Regions from separate parts of the Homo sapiens genome. Here region 1 is linked to region 2. A link is a loop called in an ENCODE intact Hi-C map of the cell type or tissue named here. Cell type or tissue: HepG2. All regions are shown on one strand. Each heading gives the region's core, and the rest is flanking DNA. Links, peaks and the distances in the headings are about the cores only.

Region 1 (11,280 bases), core at 2,144-10,143, 320 kb after region 2:
ATATCTATATATATGAGATATATATATGTTATATATATCTATATATATGAGATATATATGTTATATATATCTATATATGAGATATATATATGTTATATATATATCTATATATGAGATATATATGTTATATATATCTATATATGAGATATATATGTTATATATATGATATATATGTTATATATATGAGATATATGTTATATATGAGATATATGTTATATATAGTTATATATTATATATATTATATGTTATATATAGTTATATATATTATATATTATATATATTGTTATATATTATATATAATTATATATAATATATAATATATAAATAATAATGTTTTGTTTGAAGAGAATATTGTGCAGCTTTAAAAAAAAAAAAAGCTGAAACTGACAGTTTATTCCTATGCTCCTGCCTGTAGAATTCTACCAAACACTCCTCCTTGAACTCCTGTGCTGCCATCTTCTTCCCCCCGGCAGCCTCTCTGTTGTCCCTGTCCCTGCACAGTTATCTGCAGTATCCCCTAAGAGCTCATGCCCCAAACCCTGTGCTGGGGCCCTCCTGGAATTTCTTCAAAACCATGGAACATTTTGGAGCTTAATTTTTTTGGCACGTTATTTTTAAAAACCTGTTTATCAGCATGCCAACAGTCATCTGCCTATCAGAAAGAATGGTGCTGGGCAAGATCACCCTCATGTGTGTAGGACTTTCCTGTCTCTAGATGCCTGATGCAAAGAATGAAACCATATTTTTTCCCTGCTTACCTCTGTACCATGAACATTGTTTTTTTATTTTTTAAAGTCTTGAACTTCTTTTCCTCTACTGTCTCTCAAACCAAATATTTGTAGAAGAGTTCCACCCAGGGGCAACATGGCTGTCAACATTCATAGAAACAGGTCTCTCTAAACATTAAAGTGAAACCCAAAGTATAACTGAAATCAACTTGTGGTCTTCTGGTAAACTTAAAACTTATTTCCAAAGGCCGGATGTGGTGGCTCACGCATGTAATCCCAGCACTTTGGGAGGCGGAGACGGGCAGATCACCTGAGTTCAGGAGTTCGAGACCAGCCTGACCAACATGGAGAAACCCCGTCTCTACTAAAAATACAAAAAATTAGCCAGGCATGGTGGCGCATGCCTGTAATCTCAGCTACTTGGGAGGCTAAGGCAGGATAATCTCTTGAACCTGGGAGGCAGAGGTTGCAGTGAGCTGAGATCGCCCCACTGCACCCTAGCCTGGGCAACAAGAGCGAAACTCTGTCTCAAAAAAAAAAAAAACAAAAAACTTATTTCCTCCTAGCATTTCAGTTTTTTTCCTTTCATCAAATAAATTAAGTTGTCATAGAAAGTAAATTAAGCAGCCAGGCACAGTGGCTTACTCCTGTCATCCCAGCACTTGGGGAGGCCGAGGTGGGCAGATCACGAGGTCAGGAGTTTGAGACCAGCCTGACAAACATGGTGAAACCCCGTCTCTACTAAAAATAAAAAAATTAGCCAGGCATGGTGGTGCACACCTGAAATCTCAGGTACTCAGGAGGCTGAGGCAAGAGATTCACTTGAACCCGGGAGGCGGAGGTTGCAGTGAGCCGAGATTGCACCACTGCACTCCAGCCTGGGCAACAGAGCAAGACTCTGTCTTTTTTTTTTTTTTTTTTTTAATAAGTAATCCATTTGCTGTGGCTAAGCTCACTTGATTTTTTTTTATAAGCTCATGTCACAACTCACTCATGTCACATGACACAGGTAACTATTACCTCCTTGCTACCACCTCTCTTTTATTTTTGGTAATGTAGAAGAATGGAGTGAGTAAAGCAAACCTGTAGATAATCCCAATATCCTACTTTTATCTCTATAATTGCCCTTTCCAGCCCTTAAACCTTTTCCATAATAAACGCATAGGAAAATGAATGAACACACTTAAAGCTGTTCAGCCTCTGGAATAGATGTTAATGAGTTTGAAAAAGAACAAAAGGCCAAAGGAAATCAATCAAAGGGCAACAAATAAGTCAGTTCAAAATAAGTGAATTATTTTTCCTTTTACTATCCAAAATAACATTATATGGTATATGAAATTTGTGACAGTGTTAAAAAAAACATTATTATGACCAGGTGCAGTGGCTCATGTCTGTAATCCCAGCACTTTGGGAGGCCGAGGTGGGCAGATCACAAGGTCAGGAGTTCGAGACCAGCCTGGCCAATATGGTAAAACCCCGCCTCTACTAAAAATGCAAAAATTAGCCAGGCATGGTGGCGGGTGCCTGTAGTCCCGGCTACTCGGGAGGCTGAAGCAGGAAAATCATTTGAACCTGGGAGGCGGAGGTTGCAGTGAGCTGAGATCGTGCCACTGTACTCCAGCCTGGGCAACAGAGTGAGACTCCGTCTCAAAAAAATAATAATAAATAATAATAATAAAAACATTATGTTTTTACTGCTCTCTTCACTTGAAAAACCATTGATACTATTAAATGTACACAGCATTAAATAGTGAATCACAAATACATAAGGGCCATTAGTTATCACTGCTTATATTCCCCCATATACCAGGGTCCTCTTGTGGCACTAGGGACAGACACCAAGTTAGGCAAAGTGTAGGAACAGCTCTTGAGATGTGTATTCTAGTAAAAGGGAAGAGAAGCTATGCAGGAGTATTTAAGCATGTAATTCTTTTTCTCAGTTCCACAGTTTAATCATAATTTTTCCTCATTATTAAAGGAATTAAGCAATGAATTCGTTTTTTAGCAACAGAAAATAATGAAATGTAACCTCAATAATGTTTGGTAATGATATTGATAGTGCTAGTTATTGATAGTGATTTTTGGACACACTTAGGTCTACAATAAATTGGTGTTCATTATTTTTTGTGCTTTTCAAAGAGTAAATCTTCCCCTTTTGGGGAGATAGCACTCAGCCATTTTAAGATAATAGTAATCTTTTCTTTTCTTTTCTTTTTTCCTTTCCTTTCCTTTCCTTTCCTTTCCTTCCCCTTTCCTTCCCCTTCCCCTTCCCCTTCCCCTCCCCCTTCCCCTTCCCCTCCCTTCTCTTCCCTTCTTTTCTTTCCTTTTTTTCTTTTCTTTTTCTTCTTGAGAAAGGGCTCTGTTGCCCAGGTTGGAATGTAGTGGCACAGTCATAGCTCACTGCATCCTCCAACTCCTAGGCTCAAGAGAACTTCCCACTTCGGCCTCCCAAAGTGCTGAGATTACAGGTGTGAGCTACCATGCCTGGCCAATAATAGTAATCTTACTGAAACTTTAGTTAAGGTCCAGAACCTGAAATAAACAATACTGATCATAAGATTGCTAAAATGTAAAAAATAAATTTATCACTACTGGGTGACAAGATTATAACAAGCTAATGAAGGGGAATGAATGGCTCTGACTTGAGGAACTTTTAAAACGTTATCTGTTTCTTGAGCAGATGAAAAACTTGAACTGCATACAGTCTTTCTAGCTGTGAAATTCTATCGTACATTTACCTTATTAAAAAAAGGGAGATCACTTGTTTGTTTGTTGGTTGGTTTTTCTCAGACAGAGTTTTGCTCTTGTTGCCCAGGCTGGAGTGCAGTGGTGCAATCTCGGCTTACTGCAGCCTCCGTCTAAAAGGGAGATCACTTTCTTTGGCTTTTGAGTAATGGTTATAACTAAAAGTAGCGGCAAGATCCAGTAAAAAAATTTAGGCCTTGATGTATCTTATAATTAGTGCTGAGCCTCAGTTACCTCATCTGGAAATGTCTGGTTGGGGAAGGCTGGGGCTGGATTCCAAACTGTGCCCAGAGGCTGCTGAGAAGTTCTGTGGAGGTGCCTTAGAAACCATGTGGCTGTGCTTGAGGGCAGAGATGGCAGAGCTTAGGACCTGGCCTCACTGCAGCCAGCCTCAACAGCACCACTTCCATCTGTTTTACATGAGTTTTTTTTTGTTTTGTTTTGAGACAGGGTCTCATTCTGTCACCCAGGCTGGAATGGAGTGGTATGATCTCTGCTCACAGCAAATTCTGCCTCCTGGATTCAAACAATCCTCCCACCTCAGCCTCCTGGGTAGCTGGGACTATAGGCACATACCACCATGCCCAGCTAGTTTTTGTATTTTTTGTAGAGATAGGGTTTTGCCATGTTGCCCAGGTTGGCCTTAAACTCCTGGACTCAAGCAATCAACCTGCTTTGGCCTCCCAAAGTGTTGGGATTACAGGCGTGAGCCACTGTGCCCAGCCTCCCTCGAGATTTTATTTGAAGAAACAATTTTGTGCCTTTAAAATGTTTGCATATCCCTGGGCTACACATCCTAAAGTTTGGGGGCATATTTGACCCCAAACTGTCAGGAGTCTATGTTAGATAAATGGTATCACCCTTGCTGTGTCATTTGCTGAAGAGTTCCAGGTGCCTACTGGTTCTTTCCCAGATTGTGAGGTCCTGTTTCTATGGATGATGGAAAAATGTATTTATTGAGTTGGATCATTCTTTCTTAAATGTTTAATTTTTTAAATTAATTCATTAGTGCAGGCGGGATGTCTCTTTAAACTCTAATTTTAAACTATATTTAAAGGTATTATCTTAATTCTTTTAAATTCCAACTCACTTATGCACAATTGACCATATTGTTTTTATTGATCATTACAGCAAATCGCTTTCAAAAACCTGGTACAGAGAAATCGACAAAATGAGCAGCAAAACCAGGGCCCGCCGGCTCTGAACTCTACCATTCAGCTGCCATTCATAATCATCAATACAAGCAGAAAAACAGTCATAGATTGCAGCATCTCCAGTGACAAGTGAGTGGAGAACTAGGGATGGGTGCAGGGCTGGCCTTCTGTTAACATTTTCATATCATTTGCAAACTCAAGAAGGATGCACTTTATTAGTTGCACCCCTCAAAGGCTGGCTTCCTTGGGGCACATGAAACACCTCCTGAACCATGGGTGCAATCTTCCACTAGTGTGCGCTCCAACCCTCACCCTCTGTGGTCCCCTGTCTTGTGCCAGGCACTGTGCTGTCTGTATTATATGTGTGTGGCAGTGTCTGGGCCCAACCTATGACGTGCTGCATGTATGTGGTAACTCTGAGCAAGTAACTGTGATAAGTTAGCCCAGCACTGTGGGTCTGGGACAAGGTAGATTCATTGGTGATTCACCGTCATAGTTTATTACGGAAATATTTTAGGTCAACATGTGGCATTAAACCAATTATTTCTTTGTTTTGCTATATCATAGTTATGCATGCTTCTGTTTATTAATGAATGTATGAATAGACATGAAAATGCCTGGCACATTCTTTGCTTCCTTTAAATTGTGTTTTTACATTTTAACTAAGATCAATGATAATATTCATTATGGCAAATAAGAAGTAGCACTTTTCAAAATATAGAATTAATTTGTGATGTATTTTACCATTCATGAAAAAGTTTCTCTCAGTGGTCTTCAGGCTGTGACCAGTACCATAAAAGAGTTAAGAGTATATATAGGGTGCAGAGTGAGACGGATCCATGTACCGCTTATGGCTCCCCCACTTCGCTGCTGCAAAGCTCTGTTTTCTCAAGAACAAATAGGAATGATACTGGGTCCCCTATGACTTCCCAGCCTTGTGAGGATTAAATGAGTTAATGTCTATAATGACTTGAGGTAAGTGTTTTTTAAATGTTAGCTGCTGTTACAAAAGGTCAGCCTATAGTTTATTGTTCAAATAGGGATTTATTAATGCAAAAGAAGACTCTATAATAATTGCGTCAGTACCACAGGCATACCCCAGAACTGTCCCAGGGATACCAGAACTTCCTGTCTCCTAGGGCCCTGACATTGCCCTTGGGCTTCACTGCTACTTGTTTTCCCACTCTTCTTCCTGGCGCTCTTGCGCCCCCTGCCGGTCTCTGTTGTGTCCAGAGATTCCGGGCCACTCCACTAAGAAGGCACACACACAAAAGAAGAGTTAGCCAGGCGTGGTGGTTCACACCTGTAATCCCAGCACTCTGGGAGGCCGGAGGCTAGTGGATCACCTGAGATCAGGAGTTCGAGACCAGCCTGGCCAACATAGTGAAACCCTGTCTCTACTAAAAATACAAAAATTAGCCAGGCTTGGTGGCGCACGCCTGTAGTCCCAGCTACTAGGGAGGCCAAGGCAGGAGAAACGCTTGAACCTGGGAGGCAGGGGTTGCAGTGAACCGAGATTGTGCCACTACACTCCAGCCTGGACGACAGAGCAAGACTCTGTCTCGAAAAAAGAAAAAAGAAAAAAACAGCAGGAATTTCAAAACTATTTGATAATTGAGACTATAGACACAAAAAGAAATAGTAGAGGTTATGAAGTAAACCAGAACCAATAAATTTTTTTTTAAGAGTGGATTCTTGGCCGGGCGTGTTGGCTCATGCCTGTAATCCCAGCACTTTGGGAGGCCAAGGCAGGCAGATCACCTGTGGTCAAGAGTTTGAGACCAGCCTGACCAACATGGTGAAACCCTGTGGCTACTAAAAATACAAAAATTAGCGTGATGATGCACACCTGTAATCCCAGCTACTCGGGAGGCTGAGGCAGGAGAATCACTTGAACCCAGGAGGCAGAGGTTGCAGTGACCCAAGATTGTACCATTGCACTCCAGCCTGGGCAGCAAGAGCAAAACTCCGTCCCCCCCAAAAAAAGAGTGGATTCTCACTGTTCTCACTGTTGCCCAGGTTGGAGTGCAGTGGCTATTTACAGGCACGATTATAGCTCACTGCAGCCTCAAACTCCTGGGCTCAAGCGGTCCCCCTGCCTCAGCCTTCCTAGTAGCCAGGACTGCAGGTGCACACTTCCTTGGCCAACTAAAGCTGATCCATTTTTTAATCTTCTAAGTTTCTTAACCTCTCTGAGATCATGTTCCTTTCTCCACAAAAATAAGAATTATAGTATTTACCTTGCCAGTTTCAAAAAGTTATGGGTAAATTAATATACAACCCAGCCCAGTGGTCAGTAAGTGGTAGATATCTGAATTATTTTCCACACACTTGCAAATTCTTTATAAATATATGTCAAAGAGGACCATTAACATAGTCTCAGAAAACTGAGAATTCAGGCCGGGCACGGTGGCTCACACCTGTAATCCCAGCACTTTGGGAGGCCAAGGTGGGTGGATCATAAGGTCAGGAGTTCGAGACCAACCTGACCAACATGGTAAAACCCCCATTTCTACTAAAAATACAAAAATTAGCCAGGCATGGTGGCACGCGCCTGTACTCCCAGCTACTCAGGAGGCTGAGGCAGGAGAATCACTTGAACCCAGGAGGTGAAGTTTGCATTGAGCCGAGATCGTGCCACTGCACTCCAGCCTGGGCGACAGAGCAAGACTCTGTCTCAAAAAAAAAAAAAAAAAAAAAAAACAACAAAAAACTGAGAATTCTGGAAAATGGTTAGCATCTTTTCAGATAAAAAACACAAAACTTAGCATTCTAGTTACTCTCTCAAATTAGTCTCTTGTTTTGTATGGAGAATTATAAAACTATCTTAGGTTAGTCTCTTAAGTCTAAAAAGAATGATGGGAAAATCTGGGAATCATTGGCCTAGGGTATTGTGGACACTGTTCCCCCAGGCTGGAATCTGGTGAGGCTTCCATCTCTTGGGTGGTCCCTGACTCATGCCCTTTCCTTGGCCTTCCTTTGAGTGGAGGGAAGGAGGCTCTGAGTAGCTTGTACAAGCTTGTTATCCGACGTAGGTCCAAAAACCCTTTCAGTTACTTTGGTGATGCAGTCTTTCCCCATAATTAGCCAAGAGGCTTTCCACAATGAGGATTACATTTACAAAACGATCTGCTTTTAACAGATGCCTGAAATCATCCCTGTGGCAGGCACCCACTTCAGATTTTTTTTTTTAAGTTGTTATTGTACTTTAATCAAATTCATATACTTTAGATTACTTAAATTGGTATTTTGCTTCAAATTATAATTTTTGCTTCTAAGATAATCTGTTATTCAAATTATCTTAGATAGGGTATAAAGTTTTACCCTCACATGATTTTAATAGAATTTCATGACCAGGTGAAACCTACCATTGTCCCCAAACCCTGTCCCTGCAGGGCTGAGGCCCATGATGAAGGTGCTCCAGGCCTAGCCTAGGAGTCGGAAGGACTGTGTCTTCCTTCTTTTGCCTCTTGATTAACGTGTGTTGGGCTGCTGGGAAGCTGGGAATCCAATTTGGGTACTTTCCAAACATATTTGGAAACGTGCTTGTATTACATGTGACATTTTTTCTTAAAACATTTTACTCCTTAGCCTCTCAGGACAGGATTTGGGGTTGTTTTCACTTGTTGAAAGTCTTCTATTTATTGCTTATCTGAAGTAGGCTGTAGCTAACATTTGACTCATGAAAATGAAGTAAGCATTCAAAATGTTTTTTTCCTCAAAGCTAACAGGCCAACTCGGAATAGGGATATCGTAATATTAAAGTAGAAAGGCTTTTCTTTTGTGGCAAAGCTGTAGGCAACTTTGAGAAGTACTGGATTTAGAATAAAATTTCTATCCTCTGTTTGTAACAGAGTTAGGGCTAAAGTTTGTGGGTTTCTATCATCTGTCAGAGGAATGTTGTTTTAATTGGGAAAGTGTTTTATTTGAGATGTCATTCCCCTGACAGAGCAGAATGACTCATGGCTCTCTAAATGGTAGCAATTTCTAGCACTATAGCTGGATTTAGGCCCCCATTCTGTTACTTAAACTATAGAATACAAAACTATTCAGACCTCTCCAGCACCACCAAAAACCCTTTACTTTGTTTCCTGATGCAGGTTTGAGTATCTTTTCAATTTTGACAACACCTTTGAGATCCATGATGACATAGAAGTACTAAAGCGGATGGGAATGTCGTTTGGCCTGGAGTCAGGCAAATGCTCTCTGGAGGATCTGAAACTTGCGAAATCCCTGGTGCCAAAGGCTTTAGAAGGTTATATCACAGGTATGTTAACTGATGCTTTCATGTGTTGTCCCTGATTAAATGTTGAATCCAAACTTGTTAAAACCTTTCTTATAGAAAATTGCAAAATTTTAGAACATCTGTGCTTGTGTCGACAAACTGAAACCTTTAACACTTTAGGACCATTTTTTCAAAAATTAGATTAAATAGTTTGTTTCATAACATTATGAACTTACATCTATACACCACACATTATATACTATTACATCTAAATTGGCTCACTCAGCACTGAATTTGGCTCTTCAGAGAGATCTTGTAATTCCCAGTACCTAGCTTAGAGCCTAGTTAGAGTAAGCTAGTAAAAGCTCAATGAGGGAGTTTTAAAAAATCTTCTCTTAGTGCCCTGTGGATACTTCAAGGGAAACTTTGGGCAATTTACAAAAGAAAGTAGGTACATCCTGGCCGGGCGCTGCAGCTCACACCTGTAATCCCAGCACTTTGGGAAGCCAAGACGGGTGGATCACCTGAGGTCGGGAGTTCGAGACCAGCCTGGCCAACATGGTGAAACCCTGTCTCTACTAAAAAAATACAAAAAATTAGCCGGGCGTGATGGCACATATCTGTAATCCCAGCTACTCAGGAGGCTGAGGCAGGAGAATCACTTGAACCTGGGAGGTGGAGGTTGCAATGAGCTGAGATCGCCATTGCACTCTAGCCTGGGCAAGAAGAGTGAAACTCTGTCTCAAAAAAAAAAAAAAAAAAAAAAAAGTAGGTACATCCTACTTCCCTCTAATGGAAAATTTAGTATATCTATTATCTGCCCATACATAAAAACATTTGATTAATTGAATTCAGAGAGGAGGAGTGGACTGAAAGTTTAAATGTCAGGGGAAAAAAGGGCAGAACGGGGTAAACCTGGATTCACATTTGTGTACGCTGCTCCTCTTTACAGTAAAACTTCTCAAGTTGACCATATTTACTGTTCCTTCTTCCTCTTTCCCCAGTCTTAAATTGTTCTTATTAAATACTGAGTAGATACAAAGGTTGTTTACGTCTGTAGACTCTGAAGGGTCACAGTACAGTAGACCCCCATGAATCCAGCACCCAGCTGAGGAAAGCACATTACTGTTCCAGTCCACTGCATGCCCCTGCCCCAGGCTCTGTGCCCTTTCCCACCCCTCAAATATAACCATTCTCTTACATTTCATTGTCATTCACTTGCATTTCTTTAGAGATAAACCAAAATGGTAAACTGGAAATAATGTATTATTTAGTTTTGCCTACTTCTGGCCTCTATATAAGTGAAGTCATAGTAATATACTCTTTGGTGATTTGATTTTTTTTCACTCGATATTATGTTCTTTAGAGTCATCCATGTGATTTAATATAGATATAATTCATACATTCTTACTCCTGTGTAAAATTCCATTATATGAATACATCACAGCTTATCTGTTTATTTTACTGAAAATAAACTGTTTGTTTCCGATTGCTTGATGTTAAAATACAGTGCTGCTTTGAACATTCCTATACATGTATCCCAGTGACCACATGCAAACGTACAGATTGAACTTGTTAGGTCAGAGTTGGGTACATCTTCAGCTTTACTAGATGATACCAAAAATTTTCAATTTGATTTTACCAAATTACACGTTCCCCAGCAGAGTAGAAGTGTTCTATTTTCCTAATCAGGTGGGTCTGAAATGATACCATTGTAGCTTTTCTAAATTGAGATTGAATTCACATGCCATAAAATACACCATTTAAAAATGTCAGTTCAGTGATGTTTTGGTATATTCACAAGGTTGCTAATCATCACCACTATCTGATTCCAGAATATTTTAATTTAAAAACCCAAAAAGAAACCCAAACCCATTAACAGTCTCTATTCCCCCATTCTCCCTCAGCCCCTGGCAACCACTAATCTACTTTGTGTCACTATGGATTTGCCTATTCTAGAAAGACGCTTTATGTGAATGGAACCCTACAGCATGGGGCATTTTGTGGATAGCTTCTTTCACTTAGTGTAGTGTTTCAAGGTTCGTTCATGTTGTAGCACCATCAGTATTTCATTCCTCTTTATTGCCAAATACTATTCCATTGTATGGATGGACCACATTTTGTTTATCCATTCATCAGTTGGTAGATATTTGGACTGTTTCCACTTTTTGGCTATCTCGAATGATGCTGCTGTTAACATTCTTATAAAAGTTTATGTGTAAACATATGTTTTTATCTCTAAAAACATATACCTACGAGTGAAATTGCTGGGTCATATGGTAACTCTGTGTTTAACATTTTAAGGAAATACCAAACTGTTTTCCAAAGCTCCTGTACCATTTACAGTCCAACCAGTGGATAAGTGTTCCAATTTCTCCACATCCTTACTTACTTATTTAGAGACGGAGTCTCACTCTGTCGCCCAAGC
Region 2 (11,280 bases), core at 1,507-9,506:
AAAGCAAAATTTTACCCTTGCATTAGTTTATTGTTAACCCCAATTTTTTGATGAAACCTCATAGACAATTCCATTTCATCTTAACCAATTTGACCATGAGGTGAAATCTTTACAAACCTTTTATAACCCTTTTGCTAAAGGGCAGATTAGCGTTTTAAGACAACCTTTATTTCAATGCTTAATTTATGAAATGACCATATAATTCCCTTTTGAATTTAGTTAATGTTTACACATGGAATTTTTGCAAGATTAATTTTTACAACCTTTCCATAACTTGCTTAAACCTTCAGCTTTCTTATCTAACTTAAGACAATCTTTTATGACTAGGAAAAATGTACATTTCCATGCCTTCTCATAATCTTTTACTAGAAAATACATTCTACTGTTTTTACACATCTTGCATATAAATTTATTTTTAGTAGTTTAAATTACATGTTATTGAAGTGGCTATGTTGTCTGGGGTAAATACCCAGTGTTCATCATCTCATGCTAGGAAAATTTAAGACACAGACACACATGAGGAGTTTAGGAGCAGAGGTTTCATAAGCAGAAGAAAGAGAAAGGAAAACAACTCTTCTAGTGAGAGAGAGGGGGCTTCTGAGAGCAAAAAAAAAAAACTGGCCAGCAATGAATGTGCTGGATTTTATAGTCAGGCTTGAGAAGGCAGTGTCTGATTTACATAGGGCTCACAGATTGGTTCAATCAGGTGTGACGTTTACATAGCTCTCAGGGAAGGCTCCTCATCCCACCCTAATCTTATTATGCAAATGAACTCTCCCCTGGGCCGGTGCCATCTTGTCTGCTCCTTACTGTACAGTGGCTGACAGATAAGGGAAGATGGAGCCACCATTTTGAACATGTCTAGTCCCAGCTAGTTCTTTCCTACCTGCATTCATTCCTGCAAGCTCCCAGTTGCTTGTCTATGTCTGAGGCCCAACTTTACAGGCTGCTCTTTGTTAGAAAATGATTTGGGCTGCTTTTCATTAAAAGGAAAACCTTACCAAGCACTTCCATACCCTCACTATCTGCCTAAGTAATTTCTTCTTTGTCAGGCCTCTGAGCCCAAGCTAAGCCATCATATCCCCAGTGACCTGCACATATACATCCAGATGGCCTGAAGCAACTGAAGATCCACAGAAGTGAAAATAGCTTAACTGATGACATTCCACCATTGTGATTTGTTTCTGCCCCACACTAACTGATCAATGTTGTTTATAATCTCCCCCACCCTTAAGAATTTTCTTTGTAATTCTCCTCACCCTTGAGAAGTTACTTTGTGAGATCCACCCCCTGTCCCCAAAACATCGCTCTTAACTCCACCGCCTATCCCAAAACCTATAAGAACTAATGATAATCCCACCACCCTTGCTGACTCGTTTTTTGGACTCAGCCCGCCTGCACCCAGGTGAAATAAACAGCCTTGTTGCTCACACAAAGCCTGTTTGGTGGTCTCTTCACACGGACACGTGAAACATTCTTAACTCCTATATCATTATGGTGGTAACTTTGGGTAATTTTTAACTTTACTGTGAAACCTGGTAGGTTGTTTTGATTATGTATTAGGCATAGATAAAGTCTGACTTTTTCCAGCATACTTAGGGGTGTGGTTAATTTCGTATGTCCCCAGGCCTTACCAAGTTGTAAAGCAGGTAGTTTACAACCTTGGAACATTTAGCAAACCTAGTATCTGACTTACATGATTTAGACCACCTATTTACATGTTTATGACCCTTGTATTTTACCAATAATTCTTAAGACTATTTTTATTTCTTAAAGATTAAAGTCATATGAACTAAAAAGCATTACAGCTTTTTATTTTTTCTTTAAAAATACTTGATTTAAGCACTCATTTTTCTTTAAGCCAATCAATTAGAGCTCTTTTTATAGACATTACACACAACACATATATACACAGACAGACAGAAGATTCAGCACTTCTGAGATTTTTCATTTGTAAGTTTATTAATTGGATTACCTGCTTCAGGGTAAAGCCCTTGGAGGAACAGGAAGGAATGCATTTTTAGGGCCTAATAAGCAGGCACAGCTGAAGGCAAAGACAGATCCCCAAAATTAAGGGTGCCATTTTATACTGGATCTTGGATCCCCAGAATGAGGGAGATGCTACAGGAGGAGGCAGTGCAGTGCTTCTACCTTGCATATCATTGCAAGGCAACCCAAAGCCAATTGGCTTGTTTTGTAATTAGCCCATCCTCCATGGAGTCTCATCTCTTAATGGGGAGTGGGGATGTTTCCATATCTTCCAGGTGGACAAGAGCATGCTTCTCTGATTCAAATGTGCAAAGAGTTAAGTATCCCTCCATGAACACTATTAGCCATCCCTTAAAGTATATTTCCTACCTAGTTATTACACACCAAAGCTCTCTCATACTGCAAGGTAACTTTTGATACCCCCAAAACTTAAAACCATCAGATAACACAATGCAAAACAGAACAGAGCCTTTGATTTTGAGAGGGATCCATCCACTTTCAATTCCTGGGGTTACATGAGGAAAATAGGGGGTTTTTCCCCCAAAATGGAATCTATGGTGCCTCCTCTGTTTTTCCCAAGGAGTCCCAGGCTACCAGAAGTTATCTTAGGGCCTCTCATGTGTGCATTAAGAGTGGAAAGACAAAAAAATGGAGAAAAATAATTCAGTCGACTGAGAAGAAAAAACCTTTTTCCAGAAAAATAAGATCCAAGAAGAGAAAAACGTGAATGCCTTTTAAATATACCTATAACTTGGCTATCCATTTTTAATTAAGCTGAGCACTATTTAAGAAAATCCTTTTAAATCTTTTGTTACTCGACTTCAGCCATGCAAAACAATTAAGATTTTCAGCTTTGGAACTTTACAAAAAGTAACCCCACAGGTGAAACCAACAAGCCTTAATTAGGTTATAACTTAACCTCCAGTGTATGAGGTATTTTCAAAGGGGTGGTAAGCAGCTTTTGAAACCATCATTGCAAAACTGTGACTGAGACAGTGAAAGAGATCCAACCCAAGTAACTCCATCTTGCTCCAGCCTGCAAGCTGTCCTTGCCCATCCCTCGGCATGGGCCGAACCAACTTTGGGAGAACCCTGGTTTGCAGTTTATAGTTTAAAACAAAGATGATAACAGCCCCTTCCTAAGGTATACTTCCCTCTTGCCTGGGGACCAGACAAGAAACTAGCCACAAGATTAGAAACCATGGCCTAGAAGTCATGCAGCTGGAGGTTACAAGATTTTGACCCTCCCTAAGCTGCTCTCAAGATCAGCACTTAAGATATTTTGTAAACCCTGGCCTTGATGGATCATCTGGCACCACCCAGATTGATAAACTGGCTTATCTGATTTTGTGGCCGCCACCCAGGAACTGACTTAGCACAAGAAGACAGCCACCATTGTAAAATGGAGACTAAAAGTATTGCCACGTGGTTACAGGTCATGTTTCCAAGGACACGAAACAAGATGGAGGCCTGTAGCCAAGTTTGTTACTGATCATTTTGTTAGGCTGGCTTGAACAGCAGTCTTATGCGGTCCTGGCCCTGCATCCTAAGGTACCCTTTCTTTTGACAAAACCATGCAGAAAGACACACAAAACACAACAGATTGGCTACAGCTTAAGACCAACCGCACAAATCCTTTTTCACTAATTAAAACTTTATATAGAGAATATAAACAATAATCCTTATTTCCCCTTTTACCAGTTTACTCAGGGAAAGAGAAGCCAAAAGCTCAACTGGTAAAAAACAAAACAAAACAAACAAAACACACACATAACTTTTACCCTTTTTTCAGCATGTCAGGCTTCTGGGTTCCTTTACCCCTAGCTCAACTCTAAGCCAAGCATTTTAAGGTTTGAGGAAATTAGCTCTTCCCAGGTTGGAAGAACATTATAAAAGAAGAGATAGAAGCCATTTTAAACAACGAAAGAAGGAAAATTACCACAGAAAAGTCTGGGAGTTCCAATTAGGATTGTCAAGAGGTGCTGCCTCTCTTCCTATTGGGAATGGTGTTTCCCCTATTTCTTCACATTCTCTATTTTCTCCTTTCCCTTTTGGCCTGCTGTAGGAAACATATTGCTCATCTCTGAAATGCTCTGCTGCCTGCAGAGCTGCCTGTTTTTCAGCTACGGTTAGGGTTTGGTTTAGGAGCAGCATAATATCACTTTATGAGAGGTTAAACACCTGAGTTAAATTTTGGAAAGCTTCTATATAACTATCAGAGTTGTCAGAAAATCGGCCTAAGTCTCCCTTTATTTACCTAAGGTCCTGTAATGATAAGGGAACTTTAGGGGGCCCCAAGTTAGGGGGATCCTCAGATGGTTCCCCCAGAAGTTGCTTCTCCAATTTTGGGGAATCATTCTCTATAGGCCTGTCTGATATGACTACTACAAGAGCTGGGTTGATTGTGCAATGCTTGCAAAGGTCTAGTAAGAAGGCCATGCCCTTGTGTAAAAGAAAGTGAGCCACTTTTCCTTCAAAGTCTCAGGGTTAAAGGAGTCCCTGTGCTTCAGGATGCACCCCAGAGGGGTGCAAGCTGAAGATGGTTTGTTACCCATTTAGAAAGAGAAGCAAGAAAAAGGCATCCCTTTTGTCTCCTTCCTTTTGGTGTGACCAAGTGTGGAGGAAAAGACAATGGGGGCGTCCTCTCTGCTGTTTTCCCTCCTTGGTTCCTAGGTCCTGGCACCTTGTTGAACACGCCACCCATGGTTGTAAGTGTGACCGCCCCCCAGCCATGGAACCAGAGGAACTAAGCAATTGAGATTAGTCACGCTTACCCATGTGACTCTAGTCCTCTGCCTGTGATTTCCCTTTGACTTCCTAGACTTGTGTGATCTGTGTGCCTCCCTGAAAAATGGATATTGGGAAGGACTACGTAATAGTTGCCTTTGGAGCTGGGCACAGTGGCTCATGCCTGTAATCCTAGCACTTTGGGAGGCTGAGTCATGTGGGTCACCTGAAGTCACCCAGGTTGGTTCGAGACCAACCTGGCCAACATGGCAAAACCCCATCTCTACTAAAAATACAAAAATTAGCCAGTCTTAGGCCGGTTATGGTGGCTCACGCCTGTAATCCCAGAACTCTGGGAGGCCGAGGTGGGCGGATCACGAGGTCAGGAGATCGAGACCATCCTGGCTAACACAGTGAAACTCCATCTCTACTAAAAAAAAAAAAAAAATTAGCCGGGCGTGGTGGTGGGCGCCTGTAATCCCAGCTACTTGGGAGGCTGATGCAGGAGAATGGTGTGAACCTGGGAGGTGGAGCTTGCAGTGAGCCGAGATCACACCACTCCACTCCAGCCTGGGCGACAGAGCAAGACTCCATCTCAAAAAAAAAAAAAAAAATTAACCTGTCTTGGTGGCAGGCACCTATAATTCCAGCTACTCAGGAGGTTGAGGGGGGAGAATCACTTGAACCCAGGGCGCAGAGGTTGCAGTGAGCCAAGATTGGACCACTTCACTCCATCCTGAGTGAAAGAGCAAAAACTCCATCTCAAAAAAAAAAAAAAAAAGGTCGTTGCCTTTGGAGGGTATTAGATTGAACTCCATATTTTGCTATTATGGCCCATGCTGAAGCATTTCCCCCTAGAGAATGGTTCTCATTAACTTCTGGACTTAAAATCCCCTTAATAAGTATTGCTTTAACTGGAGACATAAATAGGTGACTTAAAGGAACATAGGGACCTAATAGTGATTTTCCTGCTGATGGGACAGTATTGGAACTAAAATTTGGTTCTGGAGGACATTTTGCTCCTAATTGTTGAATGCAGAGTTTTCCCATCCACAGAAGCAGCATAAAGCTTGGTCTCTAGTAGAGAGGTGCAAAATGGGAGAAGAAGTGGGAAGGTACAGTGTTATGTCAAAGGACCGACAACGCCTCATGGAGATGATTTTTAGTTCACTAGGTGGCGATATTGACCTTAAAATGCCACGTGCTCTCCAGCTCAAGGGCAGAGAGTGACCTGGAGATGCCATGTGCTTTCCAGATCAAGGGCAGAGGGTGAAATGCTCACTGTGGGAGAAGACTTTCTGTTCCTAGGAAATCACAATGGCATTCCCCTGAGCTATATTCCAGTTACTACAGCATTTCCTGATCTTTCCTAACAGGATTACTTCCCTGAACTATAAAAATTCCTGCACATTGCATGCAGAGAAAATAGGAGACATGGTGACCATGGATAGAAGAGGAGGAAAATTTTGTAACAGGATAGCTAGAGATCCTTTTTGCCAGCACTCAGATGGGTGGCCAAAGGCTGGGTTCAACCCAGAAGCCTCTGGATAACACCAGGGTGTGCCCTGGCCAGAAATCCTTAGTTGCTCCAGGACCTCTCCCAGCCCCATGCAATGGCTGGGAGTGTGACCCCCCCAGCCATGGAACCAGAGGAACTAAGCGATTGAGTTCCATGAAAGGAAACTGGTTTGAAGCATTTTTAAATGGAGTCTGAGAGCCTTGATATTAAAGGTCAGATTTGAGGTTTGCTCCACACTTACTGCTCTGATGTTTATACTTTCCATTTTGGTTCTGATCCTGCATGAGCCCCCAGATGAAGCGGCATTGTTGTCTAGGGTAAATACCCAGGGTTCATTGTCTCGTGCCAAGAAAATTAAGGACACAAACACATGTGGGTGGGTTAAGGAGCAGAAAGTTTAATAGGCAGAAGAAAGGAGAGAGAAGAGCAGCTTCTTGTGAGAGAGAGGTGTCCGAAAAAGGGAAAAGTGGCAGACCATAGCAGATTTTATAGGCAGGCTTGGTAAAGCCCACTGATCCGTTCAATCAGGTTTGATGTTTACATAGCCCACAGGGAAGGCTGGTTTCCCCACCCTAATCTTATTATGGAAATGGGCTTTCCACTTGGCCAGCGCCATCTTGTCTGCTCCTTACTATACACATGACTGACAAAGAGAAGGGAAGATGGAGCCACCATTTTGAACTTGCCTAGTCCCACATAGTATTTTTCTATTGGCACAACTGCTGGCATTCACCTGTGCAAGCTTCCAGCTTGCTTGTCCATGTCTGTAGCTCAATTTTACAGGCTGTTCTTTGTTAGAAAAGAAAATGATTTGAGGGCTGCTTTTTATTAAAAGGAAAACCTTACCAATACCCTCAATATCTGCCTAAGTAATTTCTTCTTAACTCTTAGTGCTAAAGGTCTTAGCTGATAATAGCCACTGACAGCAACAGGCACTGTTAAGGGCTTTTTTCTTTTTTCCAATGTTTTATTATGAAAATTTTCTAATAGATAAATCTAAGTTTAAAATATTATCAGATGAACATCCATGTACCCACCACCTAGATTCTACCACTTACATTTTACTGTACTTGCTTTATTATATATCCATTCATCTATCCATCTATGGAAATATTTTAATCTTGGAAGAGCTCCTGGGAGCACCGTGTTGAGTCATCTGCTCTGCTTAGAATGTCAAAGAATAACTATTATGCCACATTGCATGAGTGGGGAGCACTAGCAAAACTATGTGCTTTTCTGACTAGGTGTGGTAGCTCACTTGAGGTCAGAAGTCTGAGACCAGCCAGGCAACATGGTGAAACCTTGTCTCCACTAAAAATACAAAAATTAGCTGGGCATGATGGCACACTAGTGTAATCACAGATACTCGGGAGGCTGAGGCATGAGAATCACTTGAGCCCGGGAGGTAGAGATTCAGTGGCTGAGATCACGCCACTGCACTCCAGCCTGGGCAAGAGAATGAGACTCTGTCTCCAAAAATAAAAATTAAATTTAAAAATAAACCATTTGCTTTTTCAAAAGAAGGTACAGGAGAACTTTGTCAAGAATCCAGATTAACATCAAGGAAGACTTCAAGGATGACTTCCCAAAATGGATCAATGTCTTTTCCTATCCAACTCCCAAACTTCTGGTGCAACAGCCCTGAACAAACTATTTGCAGCACCAGAATGGCAAGAACTATCATTTATGACAATAAGTCTATCTTTATTTCACTTGAGATGAGGGAATTTGTGATCAAGTGTGACTAAACCTACAGATGGACAGGCTAAGATAGTACAGACCTCTAGGTATCAACTTTCCAGGTTTTGTATCCCTCCACATCTATTATTTTTAAAGAATGTGACTAAGAGTAAATGAATCAATGTTTTAAAAAATAAAGCAGAATCTCAAAACTGGCTTTGACCACTTGTAGCAAGACTTAAGGGGCATACAGCATTCTAGCTGCAGTGTTGTCTGTAGGGGCTCTTCACATAGGCTTCTTCCAGGAGTATGTTCCCACGTCTGTGACTCAGGTTACTGGGCCTATGACATGTAAGAGCAGGCAGGCCAATGTGGCATCCCCACTCAAAGGTGTCCCTTGAAGCATGTGAGAGATGATGCAGTGCCAAAAAGGTGAGCCTTCTGCCAGAGGGCAGGACATTATTGGAGGAAATGTCAACAAGGACCAGGGGCAGAATCAGTGGGGCTGGCCATGCAGAAGGGAAAACTTGTGACACGGCTCAAAGGAGTTCATTCAATGCAGTTTCGTAAGTATTAGCTGGGGGCTGTCTTAGTCCCTTCTGCTGCTATAACAAAATACCTTAGACTGAGTAATTTATATATAATAGAAATTTATTTCTCATAGTTCTGGAGTCTGGGAAGTCCAAGATCAAGGCACCAGCAGATTCAGCGTCTGGTGAAGCTTTGCTCTCTGCTTCATAGGTGACGTCTTTTGCTGCATCCTCACGTGGTGAAAGGCAAAGGGCCAAAAGGTCAGTCAGTCTCTGAAGCCTCTTTAATAAGGGGATTAATCCCATTCATGAAGGCAGAGCCCCCATAACAATCATTTTCCCAAAGGCTCCACTTCTCGATACTATCACCTTGGGACTTCAGTTCCAATGGAGAGGAACATACCATAGAGACATTCAAACCATAGCAGGGGCCTGCTGTGTTCCAGAAGCTGCCAGGAAATCTGGTCTTCCAGAGAAGAACTCTGAAGGAGTGGGAGAGAACCCTGGGCTCAGCCAGCATACAGATTTCGATCCCTTCACAGAAAGGGGAACTGTGTGCTTACTACACAATGCTCTTGCCTCACTCAGGAACTTAAGGAGCAATTTTTCTTCTCTCTTATCAGAACATTAAAAAAGTAAGCTGGCATAATTTCCAGGCAAGCAGTTCTTTTGACAGAAAATTTTACTCTCTTCATTTGTTGCTACATACTGTATTTTCTGGAGAATGAGCACAGAGGCCCTTGCTAGAGAACAGCAGATATTAGTCACAGCTCGTTGATTTCATCTATTCCTCCCTAGAAGGAAAAATCACTACAGGGTGATATAAGAAAGTAACTAAGAGTAGGATGCCAATCTCAAATTAGCAGTTATGAGACAAATGCTGGTGTTTGTAAGCAAAGGACTCAGGAGTTTAAACCCCAGAATCTGCACACATTGCAGCATAAACTGAAACAAATTAGTAAGGCAGTTTTTGTGGCCTTTGTGATTATTTATTTATTTATTTATTTATTTATTTATTCATTTATTTTTGAGACGGAGTCTCACTGTGTCGCCAGGCTGGAGTGCAGTGGCACAATCTCAGCTCACTGCAACCTCTGCCTCCCAGATTCAAGCGATTCTCCTGTCTCAGCCTCTGAGTAGCTGGGACTACAGGTGTGCGCCACCACGCCCAGCTAATTTTTGTATTTTTAGTAGAGACAGGGTTTCACCCTGTTGGCCAGGATGGTTTCGATCTTTTGACCTTGTGATCCGCCTGCCTTGGCCTCCCAAAGTGCTGGGATTACAGGCGTGTGCCACCGCACCCAGCCTGTGACTTTTTTAACCTGTAATCCACCATTGCCAGATAAATCTTCCCTGAATTCAAAACATGCACACACACACACACAAACACAGACACACACACACTTCTCCCAAATCAAGAACTTAGTCAAATACTAGCAGTCTCTCTCTCTCTTTAACCACAAAGCAAGGAGAAGAACCTACAGTCTTAACCAGTATTTATGGGGTTATCAGATAATGATTTCTCAATTACACTTCCTCTAGGTCACTAAGTGAAGTAAGTCATCATTTTTTGCCAGAAATAACATCATCTGGTATTTCTACACTTATGAACAGCAAGTAATACAAGTTACAATTATATGAATCATCTTTGATTCTGCCTTTCCTTCCCCCTTCCTCGCCTCCCAAATCCAGTTGGTTCCCAAGTCCTAGTGTGTTGTTATCTCCTGTATCTGCCCTCTTCTCTCCATCCGTATGGTTAATGCCTTCATGCAGGTCCTCTTCCTCTCATATTTGGACTGTTGCAATAGTCCACTATTTTCCCTCCTTTCAGTCTTGAACCACTTCAGTCCATAAAAATAACTGTAAGAAATACTGTTCACAGATCAAGCACTTCATAAGCATTCTGTCATTTAACCTTTACCACACTGTCATGAGAGAGCCATTATTATTCCTGTTTTCTGATTAAAACTCAGGGAAATGAAGTGACTTACATGGGAACACACAGATGGTGAATGGTAAAGGCAGAATTCAAATCTAAATCTGCATGATCCTAAAGCCAGAGACTGAGACACCATGCAACACTGCCTGCCTCCCCACTCTGCTATCAGAGGCTTCTGCTAAAATGAAACTGACCTGCTTCCTGGCTCAGAATTCTTCAATCACACCCCATTGCCAATTGCAGGGAATCTTTTTTAAAGCCATAGAATCCTTTAATCAATAAGATTGAAAGCATTATTCTTCTATATAAAGCAGATAAAAATGTAGCTGACATGCTTGGTGCAGGTGTGGAGATCTAGCTGACTTGCAATGGTAGTGCCAAGAGATGTGTGGACTCCCACAATTTAATGGAAAACATTCATAAGATTCTTCCCATTGTTTGATGTAAAAGTAGTGTTAGGTAAAACATTATGTAAAATAAAGATTCAAGCTTTCTCTTCCAGCCAGATAGATGTCTCTCAGTGACTTTACTGCAGTTCTCCCACGCTCACTGCAACTCATCTTTTCCCTCTGCTCCCCTCCCAGTTCTAGACCTGAGGCTCTGGCCCTTGCACTCCAGATTGGGCAATAGGAGTGAAACTCCATCTCAAAAAAAAAAATAAATAAATAAACCTAAAATAAAATAAAGGGAATCCAAATAGGTACAGAGGAATTTAAACTGTCACTGTTTGCTGACAATATGATCCTTTACCTTGAAAACCATAAAGACTCCTCCAGAAAGCTCCTAGAAATTATAAAAGAATTCAGCAAAGTTTCCAGATACAAGATCAATGTACACAATTCAGTAGCTGTTCTATACACCAACAGTGGACCAAGCGGAGAATCAAATCAAGAACT

Evidence for each region. Hi-C counts contacts between places; a loop is a spot of excess contacts. Peaks named below come from ENCODE experiments on the same cell type or tissue, not always from the same donor. Only the 100,000 strongest peaks of a DNase experiment are listed, where the experiment ranks them.
Region 1: it touches region 2 in a loop (18-fold over the local background); 61 of 110 quality-filtered maps call a loop at or near these places.

What each region holds. Positions count from the first base shown.
Region 1 is chr3:141,957,288-141,968,567 of GRCh38, reverse strand. It overlaps TFDP2 (transcription factor Dp-2), which reads left to right. Exons shown (of 13, transcript NM_001178139.2): 10 at 4,605-4,756; 11 at 8,728-8,894. Among named protein-coding and RNA genes, the nearest start is that of ATP1B3, 86 kb to the right of the region's middle. In HepG2, for the core only: a CTCF peak has its summit at 5,840 (motif pointing left); a DNase peak (open chromatin) is centred at 5,827.
Region 2 is chr3:142,274,798-142,286,077 of GRCh38, reverse strand. No RefSeq gene overlaps it. Among named protein-coding and RNA genes, the nearest start is that of GK5, 55 kb to the right of the region's middle. RefSeq lists an enhancer at 577-871. In HepG2, for the core only: a CTCF peak has its summit at 5,895 (motif pointing right); a DNase peak (open chromatin) is centred at 5,907.